Linked DNA regions of Homo sapiens: region 2 is linked to region 1. The links are chromatin contacts, found by Hi-C or POLR2A ChIA-PET in ENCODE. All regions are on one chromosome and are shown on one strand. Each heading gives the region's core, a stretch centred on a gene start or an enhancer-like site at or near the end of the contact. The rest is flanking DNA. Distances are from core to core; before and after follow the strand shown.

What was found. Hi-C counts contacts between places; a loop is a spot of excess contacts on that map. ChIA-PET counts read pairs that join two places held with the same protein, here RNA polymerase II (POLR2A). Pooled maps may share reads with other maps.
Region 2: a map with no recorded cell type shows a loop between it and region 1 (5-fold over the local background). The contact joins two enhancer-like sites. A Hi-C loop is called at or near these places in 4 of 37 single-sample maps with no recorded cell type and 8 of 50 pooled maps. POLR2A ChIA-PET finds 5 or more read pairs at or near these places in 2 of 52 experiments (MCF 10A and Panc1).

Annotation. Positions count from the first base shown.
Region 1 is chr15:67,860,110-67,866,783 of GRCh38, reverse strand. No RefSeq gene overlaps it. Among named protein-coding and RNA genes, the nearest start is that of RNU6-1, 23 kb to the right of the region's middle. RefSeq lists enhancers at 3,978-4,067, 6,417-6,506, 6,562-6,674. Within about 2 kb of position 3,228, at least 13 of the 41 ENCODE cell types and tissues checked have a DNase peak (open chromatin) inside an H3K27ac peak, as active enhancers do.
Region 2 is chr15:68,296,923-68,304,088 of GRCh38, reverse strand. ITGA11 (integrin subunit alpha 11) reads left to right here. Exons shown (of 30, transcript NM_001004439.2): 29 at 204-317; 30 at 959-7,166. The coding sequence ends at 1,030. Among named protein-coding and RNA genes, the nearest start is that of FEM1B, 23 kb to the right of the region's middle. Within about 2 kb of position 4,853, at least 14 of the 41 ENCODE cell types and tissues checked have a DNase peak (open chromatin) inside an H3K27ac peak, as active enhancers do.

The sequences.
Region 1 (6,674 bases), core at 1,979-4,478:
ACTTAATACATTTATTTATTGCTTTGTCCTTACTGATTTTGGAATCAAGATTATATTGGTTTCATAAAATGATCTGGGCAACTTTGGTCTTTTCTAACTTTCTGGAACAACTTATATAAGATAGAAATTAACTGATCCTTGAAAGTTCGGTACAACTCCAGAAACCCACAAGTTTTTCATTACCATGAATCCCTCCAGCTCCCCAAAAATAGTTTTCTACTGTTGACCACATTTTGAAAGATTTGGTTTAAATTAATATGTATGACTTTTTCTTTCCCCAGGTGACTGCGTGCTGTAGAGAAAGTACCCACAGCTCTGCAGAATGGTGCCATGACAAACTCAAAGTCATCACCCTCAACTGGACAGTCAACTCTTTTATTGTCCTCAAGTTAAAGGGTCGCACCTCTCTCCTCAAGTCCCCTTCTCAGGCTCACCTATTACCTTTGGATAGATGACCCAACCTCCTACTTGACTGAGAAAAGGTAGCCACTAGGGACTAGCCTCTTGAATCCACCTACCTCCTTACAATGATTCTGTCTACACCCAATCATACCTCTTTCCATCAGTCTCCAAACACAAGGTGTCCCTTCTTAAATCCAAGACAATCTCTGTAAACCTGCTCCAAATCCCCTCCCTTTCTCCCATGGACTTTGCCTGTTTTGACATCCCCTCTCTGTCCCGAAGTTTAAACTCTACCTCGCTATGGGGCTTGGGGGGCTCATTTTCCTCGGTTCAGCAACAGACTCAAATCTCACCCATCCCAAAATAAAATCCCTCCTTTGTGTGCTGTGGGGCAGACATTCTCACGCACTGCAGGTGGGAATGTAAATTGGCAAGATCTTTCTGGGAAGCAATTTGGTAACCTGAGTCAAAAGCCTGAAAAATATTTGCACCCTTTGTCCCAGTAATCCTACCTCTAAAAAATTCATCTAAGGAAATAATCAGAAATGCTGACAAAGGTAGATGTTTAAAGATGTTAATCTCTCTGTTATTTTAACAGCAAAAATTGGAAACAATCTAAAGGCTTAACAATAGGGGATAACTTAAATAAATTGTACTTAAATGTAATAAAATACTGTACTATCACTAAAAATACAATTTTAAAAAGCATAATTGAATGGGAAACTGTTCATGAAGCAATGTTGGCTGTGAAGACGGCAGCACAGAAACAGTAGATACAGTCTGGTGCTGATTTTGTTACATATAAAAATAGCTAACACTTCTGGAATGTTAACTATTATATACGTTCTCTCACTCAATCCTCACAACATTCCTGTACAGTTAATACCGTTATTCACATTTTGTAGAGAAAGAAACCAACCAGAAAGAAAAATACCAATATTTGGCAGGGGGTACTGATGAATTTTATTTTCTTCATTCTCTTTATTTTCCCATTTTTATTTATTTTTATTTTTTATTTTGTAGAGATGGAGTTTTGACATGTTGCCCAGGCTGGTTTCAAACTCCCGGGCTCAAGGGATCCTCCCACCTCGGCCTCCGAAAGTGCTAGGATTACAGGCATGAGCCACTGCATCCAGCCTGTATTTTCCAATTATTTAAAGAGGAATTATTATTATTATCATTTTGTCAAACAGAAGTCCTGAATCATTGCTCCTCTTTCTGATTTATATATGCTAGTAGTGAATATTTTGGACAATACAGAGAAAATGCAATTTCCATTACTGCTACTCCAACTGCCACAGACAGCCACTGTGGACAGTTTGGCTTTTGTATTTCTATTTGCCTCTAAAATGTGTATGTAGACATATGCACTTTAAAAAGCAAACACGCCGGGCGCAGTGGCTCACACCTGTAATCCCAGCACTTTGGAAGGCCGAGGTGGTGGATCGCTTGAGGCTGGGAGTTCGAGAGCAGCCTGGCCAACATGGTGAAACCTCCTCTCTACTAAAAATACAAAAATTAGCCAGGCGTGGTGGTGTGCGCCTGTAATCCCAGCTACTCAGGAGGCTGAGGCAAGAGAATCACTTGAACCTGGGAGGCGGACGTTGCGGTGAGCCAAGATCGCATCACTGCACTCCAGCCTGAGCAACAGAGTGAGACTGTGTCTCAAACAAAAACAAAACAAAAACAACAAAAAAAGATCATGGAAACGTGGCTGTACATAGAACTCTACAATTTGGGCCGGGTGCGGTGGCTCACGCCTGTAATCCCAGCACTTTGGGAGGCCGAAGCGGGTGGATCACGAGGTCAGGAGTCCGAGACCAGCCTGATCAACATGGTGAAACCCCGTCTCGACTAAAAATACAAAAGTTAGCCAGGCGTGGTGGCGGGCGCCTGTAGTCCCAGCTACTCGGGAGGCTGAGGCAAGAGAATTGCTTGAACCCGGGAGGTGGAGGTTGCAGTGACACAAGATCGCGCCACTGCACTCCAGCCTGGGTGACAGAGCGAGACTCCGTGTCAATAAATAAATACATACATAAATAACAACAACAACAAAAAAGAACTCTACAATTTGAGTCCAAAAGTGGCTGCATTTTGATGTCCAGGGGTCGCCGTCCTGCGGGAAGAGGATGTGCAGCGCCCGTTTCTGCTGAAGGGACCAGTTTACTTACGCCAGGCAGACAGCCATCTCTGTGCTGCCCCACCCCAAGAGCTCCAAGTCTGGGCCTAGGAGAACTGAGTTCCTGTCCTAATTCTGCCATTTACTAGCTCTCCTAATCAACTTTTTTCTTTGGGAGCCCGTTTGCCCACTTTCAGACGGGGCAACAGTTCTTGTCTTGCCCACTTTAAGGGAACACTGTGACGTTCCAAGGGGCTGACGGGTGTGACTGGTTAAATCCCGCACCCAAGACAGTGGTCTTGGGACTCCTGTCCCTCCTCCCCATTTCCCGCTGCCTCAGGAATCCTTCGACCTGGCTTAAGGAGAAGAGAGGCCAGCGGCCGCGGGAGGGGCAGGGACCTTGTGCCCTGCACAGCACTAGAGACCAGAAGCTCCAGGCTGGCTTTCCAGCCTTCCCGCCCACTCAAGAGTCCTGCGGCGCGCCCTGCATAGTGGAAGGACTCGCCGCGTGCGGACGCGTAAGGGAGGCCCCTGGAGTGCAGCGGTGGAAGAGGGGAAACGCCGGGACTCTGGAAAGCAGGCTGCGTGGCGTCTACTTCCAACGCACGTTTTAAAGGCACTGCGGGCGCGAGCCGGCGCAGAGGCTGGGGCCCTCCTCCGCGGAGCCGCCGCCCTCTGGTGGCGGCGTGCGAAAGTTACAGCAGTTCGCTCTGCCCCGGCTCCCCGCGCAGGGGTTGAGGGACTGGGTTGCCACTCACACATATTCTAAGCCAGGGGCCCTTAGGGAGCTCCCAATTGAGACCTGAAACCGGCCCGAAGGGGAAGCCTGACATGGGGAAGCCAGGACTGGGACCTGGGACTCCGGCTGCGCCCCCGATTGACGCTTACAATAGCACAATTATGGTCATTGTGAACGCCAAAAGCCCCAGACAGTTAAGATTTCATTCAGGCCATTGCAATAGGGAGAACGTTCATTAATGAGGAGCATCTCAAAGGGGACTGGGGTTTTAGAGAGGCAGGTAAACAATGGAGTCATCAGCGAATCTTAGGGAATAGTAAGAAAGGATGGAGATCCGTATTTCCTTGGGATGCGAGCTTAAGGTGGTCCTTTGTGGCTTAGCTCTTTCCTTGGAACTTAAAGAGGTTGGAGAACTTTATCGTCGCTGCCTTCTGGAGGCACAGGGCTCAGATAAAGGTCAACATTGTCATAGTAAATGGTGCATGATGCAGGACAGCCATTTAAGAGGTGAGGGAAGTGAGACCCAGACCACCCAACTGAAATTTTGTGGCTGAAGCAAGATTCCAACCTGCAGACACCAAGACAGCAAAAAGTCCCCAACATGAAGTGCAGAGTTCCCTTGGAGAGTAAGATCAGAAGCTCAGGATGAGTTCCGCCAACAGCGGAAATGACGTCCTCCAAGACATGGAATCAACCTACGTCTCCATCAACAGATGATTGGATAAATAAAATATGATCTGTATACCCAATGGAATCGTGTTCAGACACAAAAATGAATGAAATTGTGTCTTCTGCAGCAGCATGGATGGAACTGGAGGTTGTTAGGTGAAAAAAGTCAGACACAGAAAGACAAATACTCATGTTCTCACTCATAAGTGGGAACTAAATAATGTATACATATGGGTGTGAGTATGAATGATAGTGGACGCAGAGAAGGGGATGTGGGGATGGATGATGAGAATTCACTTAATGGGTACAATGTATGTTATTTGGGTGATGGATACCCTGAAAGCCTGACATCACCACTACGAATTCTGTGCATGTAACAAAATTATACTTGTATCCCATAAATTTATACCAATCCAAAAATAAATAAATAGAAAGAAATTACCTGCTCCACAGCTTCTGGTTTGATAGAACGTATTGGAGAAGCATTGGGATTACCCAGATTACCCCAGGTATAGGGGAAGGGGGCTATGAAGTTACAGTGAAGACCCCCTAGTCAAGCCTCAGGAAGGGCCAGAAACAAGGCAGGTCTGGGATTCACCTGCTGTGTCTGTCTCTCTTTCAGCCAGTCAGTCGGTCAATCTCTGTCTCCAGGATACCCACTGTTATCTCTTCCACCAATCTCCATTCCCCCAACTTCAACTGACATCTGGCCTCCTACAACTACCCTGGTCCCTGAATCTACTCAACCTTCCAGTCACAGAGTTCACTTTTTTTTTTTTTTTTTTTTGAGATAGAGTCTCACTCTGTTCCCCAGGCTGGAGTGCAGTGGCACAATCTCGGCTCACTGCAACCTCCACCTCCCGGGTTCAAGCAATTCTCCTGCCTCAGTCTCCCGAGTAGCTGGGACTACAGGCACATGCCTCCACACCTTGCTGGTTTTTGTATTTTTAGTAAAGATAGGTTTTCACCATATTGGCCAGGCTGGTCTTGAACTCCTGACCTCAAGTGATCCACCTGCCTCGGCCTCCCAAAGTGCTGAGATTACAGGTGTGAGCTACCACACCCAGCCACAGAGCCCACTTGTAACTGCAGCTTCCTACTGTATCTTTTAAGATCCCTCTCGAACAAGTTCATGCCTTCATGCCAGGGCATGAGTCAGCGGCTGCAGCCAGCCTATTCTCTCCCTGGCCTCTGGGTCCTGGGTTGTGTGGGGTGGGATGAGTGGGCTTTCATAATCTGCTTTTCACAGGGGATAGGGGCAGGACAGCTGCCCCTAGAAGCGTCAGGAGCGGCTGCATCAAGGCAGTCCAAGGCTAAATTTTGGAAGGCAAGACTAGACATGTCATCATTTCCAAGCACTTAAGCCCACTCATGGGTCCTGAGCTTCTTCTTCAGGAGGGTGTAGACTGAAGAGGGTGATCTGAATGGCTAGAGAAGAAGCAGCTAGAGTGACAAGCCTGCATAGCAGCCCCAGAAGTGTCCCTGGCCTGGCCCATGGACCCAGTTGTCCAGCCTCCTTGTCAACCATCTTCTTTCTCAGCATACGTGTTCATGCCCTAGGCCAACAGCAGGCAGACTACAGGCTGCAAAGCTAAATCTGGTCCCTCACCACTGGTTTCTGCTTGGTCTGAGAGCTAAGAATGGCTTTAATGTTCTTAAAAAAGTTGAAAGAAGAGTAATATATTGGCCAGGCATTGTGGCCCACGCCTGTAATCCTAGCACTTTGGGAGGCCGAGGCGGGTGGATCACCTGAGGTCAGTAGTTCCAGACCAGCCTGGCCAACATGGCAAAACCCTGTCTCTACTAAAAATACAAAAATTAGCTAGGTGTGGTGGTGTGTGCCTGTCATTCCAGCTATTCAGGAGGCTGAGGCAGGAGAATCACTTGAACTCAGGAGGCAGAGGTTGCAGTAAGCTGAGATTGCGCCACTGCACTCCAGCCTGGGCAACAGAGCAAGACTCCGTCTCAAAAAAGAAAAAAGAGAGAGTAATACATCAGGACACATGAAAACTGTATGAAATTCAAATTTCAATGTTTATAAGTAAAGTTTTATTGGAACACAGCTATGCTCATGTATTTATGTGCTGTCTGTGGCTGTTTTCACACTGCAGTGGTAGAGTTGAATGGTTTCAACAGAGACTGCAAAGTCTACAATATTCACTGTCTGGACCTTAACAGAAACAGTTTTTGGACCCTTGGGCAGTCCTTGCTTGATGCCTCTAGCTATAGATCCTTGCTGGGCCTGGGGCCTGCTCCAAGAGGCCAGTTGTCAATCCAGATGGCTTTTCTCCAGGGAAAGGAGACACCGGCAGTAATGATGTGAAAGGCTGACCCACTGAGCCGTGACACTTCTCACGGGAAATGAGTCAGTTGGCTTCCTGATCTATAGGTGAGCCTCTCTTAGTTTAAATGTCCCTCTCCTGAGTCTGACCAACTCAGGGGCTGTGTCAGCAAGGATCTTTGGTTACAGGTGACAGAAACCCAATTTGGACAATCTAAAGGAAACAAGAAATGTGTTAAGAAGGCCCTGGCATGTGTCCCGGGACCCATGCTGAGCATGCAGCGGGACCTCAGAGGTGTGTTGAGTCCTTGCTCAGACAGCCTGGTCTGCCCACTCTCACGGTGCCCCCTGCACACCCACTGCTAAGGCCTTCTGCAGGCTGCACCTCTCACCGTCAGGCCCTGGAGAGAGACCATCTGACCCATGTTCAAACATCTTGGAAAAAGGAGGCTCTGGTTGGCATG
Region 2 (7,166 bases), core at 3,604-6,103, 440 kb before region 1:
ACTGAACCCAGTGTCGGCTGTTCAGGCAGTGGTCGTCCTGAGGCCTTGGCTGGCCTGTCCACCCATCCCTCTGGTATCCCCCTGAGGAAGAGGATGCAGCTCCCCCACCAGGTGCCAGCTGTCTCCACCCTCCTGCCCCTCCCAGACTGCCACCCCAGCCCCAGAAGAGTAATGCTGTTGGCCCGGCCCCCCTCCCCTTGCAGATCGTGTTTGAGATCTCCAAGCAAGAGGACTGGCAGGTCCCCATCTGGATCATTGTAGGCAGCACCCTGGGGGGCCTCCTACTGCTGGCCCTGCTGGTCCTGGCACTGTGGAAGGTGAGGGCCCTGGCAGGGGAGGGAAGGAGCAGCATCCTGGCTGGTGGGCCCAGGCTCCAGCCCCTGGAACTTCGTGGCCGCTGCCACGTTCTCCTCTCCAGGGGAGCTGGCACCCCACCCCTCGCCATAGCAGACACACTGGTTAGGGCCAACAGACGGCACTCAGACTATGGCTCTAACCTGTTTGTGGATGCCTTTGAGAACCTGATGAAAACTAAGGTTCCTATTATTAGAGAAAAAAAAAAAAAGCAAGTACAAACAACTGCACAAAATTTCTCCCACAATGTCAAGCTGTTAACAAACCTCCCGAAGTCCATCTCTGTCTCTGAAGCTCTGGTTACAAACCCCTGGTCTCAGCCTCCTCCTGTTACAGATGAAGGAGGCCCAGAGAGGGATGTTGGCTGGGGCTGGTCACACAGCAAGATGGGCACTAGTATGACTTCTTGCATGCAGCCCATGGTCTCATCCACTGTGTTCCAGTCCACAGAGGCAGTTCTGGAGGAGGGGGTGCTCAGAATGAGCTGGGGGTACTCAAGGAAGCCCTGAGGGAGGAATCCCAAGGAAAGGTAGTGGAGGGAAAGCTGGGGCAGGCCTTGCCCACCCTGTCCTCCTCTGAGACGTCTCCCTTTGCCTCCTCACAGCTCGGCTTCTTTAGAAGTGCCAGGCGCAGGAGGGAGCCTGGTCTGGACCCCACCCCCAAAGTGCTGGAGTGAGGCTCCAGAGGAGACTTTGAGTTGATGGGGGCCAGGACACCAGTCCAGGTAGTGTTGAGACCCAGGCCTGTGGCCCCACCGAGCTGGAGCGGAGAGGAAGCCAGCTGGCTTTGCACTTGACCTCATCTCCCGAGCAATGGCGCCTGCTCCCTCCAGAATGGAACTCAAGCTGGTTTTAAGTGGAACTGCCCTACTGGGAGACTGGGACACCTTTAACACAGACCCCTAGGGATTTAAAGGGACACCCCTACACACACCCAGGCCCATGCCAAGGCCTCCCTCAGGCTCTGTGGAGGGCATTTGCTGCCCCAGCTACTAAGGTGCTAGGAATTCGTAATCATCCCCATCCTCCAGAGAAACCCAGGGAGGAAGACTGTAAATACGAACCCAATCTGCACACTCCAGGCCTCTAGTTCCAGAAGGATCCAAGACAAAACAGATCTGAATTCTGCCCTTTTCTCTCACCCATCCCACCCCTCCATTGGCTCCCAAGTCACACCCACTCCCTTCCCCATAGATAGGCCCCTGGGGCTCCCGAAGAATGAACCCAAGAGCAAGGGCTTGATGGTGACAGCTGCAAGCCAGGGATGAAGAAAGACTCTGAGATGTGGAGACTGATGGCCAGGCAAGTGGGACCAGGATACTGGACGCTGTCCTGAGATGAGAGGTAGCCGGGCTCTGCACCCACGTGCATTCACATTGACCGCAACTCACACATTCCCCCACCAGCTGCAGCCCCTTGCTCTCAGCTGCCAACCCTCCCGGGTCACTTTTGTTCCCAGGTACCTCATGGGAAGCATGTGGATGACACAATCCCTGGGGCTGTGCATTCCCACGTCTTCTTGCTGCAGCCTGCCCCTAGACATGGACGCACCGGCCTGGCTGCAGCTGGGCAGCAGGGGTAGGGGTAGGGAGCCTCCCCTCCCTGTATCACCCCCTCCCTACACACACACACACACACACACACACACACACACACACACACACACACACACACACACACTGCCTCCCATCCTTCCCTCATGCCCGCCAGTGCACAGGGAAGGGCTTGGCCAGCGCTGTTGAGGGGTCCCCTCTGGAATGCACTGAATAAAGCACGTGCAAGGACTCCCGGAGCCTGTGCAGCCTTGGTGGCAAATATCTCATCTGCCGGCCCCCAGGACAAGTGGTATGACCAGTGATAATGCCCCAAGGACAAGGGGCGTGCCTGGCGCCCAGTGGAGTAATTTATGCCTTAGTCTTGTTTTGAGGTAGAAATGCAAGGGGGACACATGAAAGGCATCAGTCCCCCTGTGCATAGTACGACCTTTACTGTCGTATTTTTGAAAAATTAAAAATACAGTGTTTAAAAACAACCAAGCACTGACATCCCATTCTGTGGGCAGAGCATATCACAGTGAGCCATACTCCCCTTTGAAGGAGAGGAAGTAGAATGAGGGAGTTCCTTGCTTCCTCCCCCCTACCTCTACATGTCAGAAGGGACTCATCCACCATTTGCTGCCCACAACATGCCCTCCTAGTGGCTGCCTGGCCTCCGTGTGACGTCTCCAGTGGTGGAGCGCTCCCTCTCCCAAGATCACCCTTCCATCTATGGCCAGTGTGGACGGTTAGGACCTAAATGTTTCACTGTAGCTTCTGCCCTTGGTTCCAGCTCTTCCCTCTCACGCCTCCCAGACTTCTCCAGGCCGGTTTCATTGTTAACCGTCTTACACTCTGACATCAGCCAAGGCGTCTCCATTCTGTTCTTGTGCCATTCATGTCTTGGATTCCCAGTAAGTAGAACCTTGGAAATAATTTGATCTTGTTTTTGCATAAATGAGGACACTCAGAACCAGGAAGAGCCCTAGGCTCCCACAGCAAAACCAAAACTAAACCCAGGACTGCTATTTCCCAAGCCAGATTCTGTTATTCGAGCCCAGCCTTAGAAGGGCTTGATGTGGAGCAAAAGGTGAAAATGGTGAAACTAAAATTTGAGTATCAAAACCCATTGCCTTCTAATAGAATCAGAAGGAAATGTTGCTAAATCATATTCCATTTCCGTCATCACTCTTATGAATGGGGTAACCTGGCTAAATGAGAATTAATGAACCCACACTCATAAGTTTTCATTGACTTAGCACCAAGTCGTCCATCAAATATCATCAGATCTGAGAATGCTCTTATGGATATCTGATTTTTAGAGGCTGGCATTCATATTTTTAAAAACTGCCACCTGTGACCACACTGCAGGCCAAACAGAATGTACCTGCTGGTCAGATGCAGCCCAGAGGTCACTGAATTGCAACCTCTGGACTCTCGGTCAGAGGCAAGCAGCCCTTATTCCAGAACTCCACAGTCCTTCACACCCTTCCCCAGACCTACACCAAGACCAACTAAGTGGTCAAAAGGTGGACAAACTGAGAGTTGTATCAAGGCCCTTAGCCTCTCAATTTGTTATCAAGTTTCCCTTTCTGAATCTATTTACCCTGAAGTATAAATACCCAAGATGAGCCTTAAGAGTGCCTGGTAGAGCAAACAAAGATGCATCTTATAGGGAGCAAAGTCTATGCTAACGCAGTGTTTCTCAATCCTGGCTGCACCTTTGAACCACGGGAGCTTTAAAAGTGACCACTGCAAGGGCCCTACCCACTATGGATCCCAATTTCATTGGTTGGGAGAGGGGCCAAGTTTGTTTCCAACTTCCCCAGATGACTCTAATGGCTGAGAGTTGCAATCAACAGGTAAGTGAATATCCAGGCTGTAAGATGAAGAAAGAGGGGGTTGTGCCCAAGCCCACTGTGCCTCATAAAGCAGATGATCTCTGCAGCGCTGCGCTTCTCAAAGAGTGGTCCCAGGACTGCCTCAGTCAGACCACAGACTCCTAAGTTCCTCCTCAGACTTCATGGATCCAAGCTCTGTGAGGTAATTCTAAGCACATTAAACTTGTAGAACAGCCATCTGGATTTAATATTACATAATAGCTATAATATTCTGCTATTCTCTAATCTTCAATGTCAGTTTCTTAAACTGTCAGGCCTGTCTTTAGATGCCCTTCAACTGTGCTGGGGACTATCTTGATGGCAGCCAGCAAAGAAAATCAGCAAAAACCCCAGTGGAGTTTCTGGGTTTTACTTTTGTTAAGGAAGGTGATGGTTTCTTGACATGACAGGTATCTAGGTGGAAAGGGCAAAGTGCTAATGCAAACACAATGGAGACACTATGGAATAGCTCTGCCTAGGGACATGTGGAAGAGCTTCTAGGAGACAGTGTGGACCTTTCCATCCCTAGAGGTCTTCACAAGATAAATTCCTACCTCCGTCAGTATTCAAAAGGTTTTAGCATCAATACTGTCTGAGAATAAGACATTAGACTTGAGTCAGTCCCCTGGCTTCAATCCCAGGATGCCAAGCAGCCTCTAATGGAGACCGCTGGCTTAATCGTGCTCCTTTCCTGGCATAACAACTCACTGCACCCATGCCTCACCACCACGAAGCAGTCTCCTCACCACCCAAATGTGCCTTGGGTGACTTAAATACAGCCATTAGTATGAATGGTCCCCTGTTTTTATTCAACACCACACCAGTCTTTGCTTTTACCTTCGGCTAATGTGGTTCCAGCCTTTTATCCTGCACTCCTTCTTATAATTTAAAAAAAAAAAAAACTCCCCTACTATCTTTATGTTAATATTAACATCAACTAGGTTCTTCTCAAAGGACAGCCAGGCCTAACTGGCCACGTTAAAATCTGCACAGTGCTTTTGTGTCACTGTCTATTCTATTAGTTTCAACATCATGCTAAAATAGGACAGCATGTTCCAAAACTGAAACTGAAACAGGAACGGAGCCTTGCTGATTTAGCATGAGGAGGGAATTGTAAGCCTTGCACCTGGACACTAAAACTTTTCAATAAGATGTATGCTAAGCCGTACCTAGCAAACTTACCAGGTCCAAAGTAGAGTACAAGCAGAAAGTTATTTTTAAAGGATGGGCACTATCCTTGAGGGACTTACCCTTTCTAATCAGCTTTGCATGGTTTGTTTTGAGACAGTGTCTCACTCTGTTGCCCAGGCTAGAGTGCAGCGGCACCATCACAGCTCACGGCAGCCTCTGCCTCCCGGGCTCAAGCAATCCCACCTCAGTTTCCCAAGTAGCTGGGACTACAGGCACACACCACACTCAGCTAATTTTAGTATTTTTTGTAGAGACAGGGTCTCGCCATGTTGCCCAGGCTGGTCTCAAACTCCTGGATTATCTCCCTGGCCCTGCATTAAAAAAGATGTGCAACAACTTAGTGATGTGTCTGAAATGTTTTCAGAAGGTGGCCCAAGTCAGAGTCAAAAAATTTTTTTATTTGGAAAATTAGAGGAAATACAGAAAATCAAATTTCAAATAGATGCATCTAAATGGAGAACAAGCTTATCAAGGACAGAGTCCATCTTTCTTATTTTTATTTTTGAGACAGGGTCTTGCTCTGTCACCCAGGCTAGAGTGCAGCGGCACAATCACAGCTCCCTGCAGCCTCGACCTCCTGGACTTCAGTGATCCTCCCACCTCAGCCTCTTGAGTAGCTGGGACTACAGACATGCACCACCATGCCCAGCTAATTTTTTTTTTAATTTTGTGCAGAGAGGGGGTCTCACTTTGTTGCCCACACTGGTCTCTCTTATTTTTGTATGCATATCTGTGGTGCAGTGCCTGAAATACAGTAGGTGTTCAATAAGCGCCAACATGCAAGAGTATCTTGCCATTGATTAAGGCAAAAGCAAAACCCCAGTCCGCCCCTCTGATGGACTGAGCACACCAAATTTCTAAAGCACAGGCAAATTAGAAAATATAATTTTGTCTAAACTTGCCAACAAGCTAAGGTTTTGTGAACCACCTAAAATTTGCCTCTCTCATACTGAAATTTTCTAGGTCAAGTATCTGAAGGAATACACTACTGCCAGTATTTTCTTTGGTGATCTGTCATATACAGCAGACATTACTTGAAACAAAGAAAAAAATGTTTTAAAACCTGTCTGGATGATTTCCGCAGTCTCACTAGGTTATTGCAGCCAGGGAGTGACCTAGCAGAGATCTGAAGGTGAGCTTCCCTAGTACTGGCATCTCACAGTGAAAGAGCACTGTTCAGTGGGTCAAGAGACCCAGAGCCTACTCTCAGTTACGACACACATAGTCCTTGTGTGGCCTTTCTGGGCTTGTGTCCTGAACTATAAAATGAGAGGGTGGCACTAAATGTTTTTTTCAGATCTCTATAGAGGCTGGAATGGCCACAGAGAATCTAAATTTGAAAACAAACATGTCCTGAGGGTGTGCTCCAATACCACCCTTTAATACTCTCCTGAGATGTGAAGGCTGGAAATGAGAATGCCATATTATTGTTACTTGCAAACGATTAGTGTATCTGGGACATCCAAAAGAAGTAACTGAAAATTTATTTCTTTAAAAACAAAAAAAACCATTACAGTGCTTTTGTAAAAACATTAATATTTAGAAGTACGTAGTGGTAATAAAAGGAAAATAGTTGTAAGACCTTCATTAAAAAGAAAAACCTAAAAAAAAAAACAAAACAAAACTCTGGATACAGGTGTATGATTTACCTAACCAGACATAGCTTTCTTTTGGATAAAAAAAAAAAAAAAAAAAAAGCTCAGAAGTGCAGAACTGTACAGATGTCCCTAAATCTATTAATTCAATGCTAAACGAAATAATCTCTTAACATGATAAAATTACACCAAACTTCATCTGGAAAAATAAACACGTAATAATGAAAAAAGTTAGCCACTCCCACCTCCCCACTTAAAAAAGACAAATGAAGAAATACTAGTCCAAGGCCAGGTGTGGTGGCTCACATCTGTAATCCCAACACTTTGAGAGGCTGAGGTGGGAGGACTGCTTGAACCCAGGAGTTCAAGACCAGCCTAGGCATCATGGCAAAACCCCATCTCTACAAAAAATACCAAAATAAAAAGAATTAGCTGGGCATGGTGGCACATACCTGTAGTCCCAGCTACTTGGGAGGCTGAGGTGAGAGGATCACTTGAGCCCGGAAGATCAAGGCGACAGTAAGCCATGATGGCACCACTGCACTCCAGCCTGGGTGACAGAATGAAACCCTGTCTCAAAAAACAAACAAACAAAAACCAAACAAATTATAG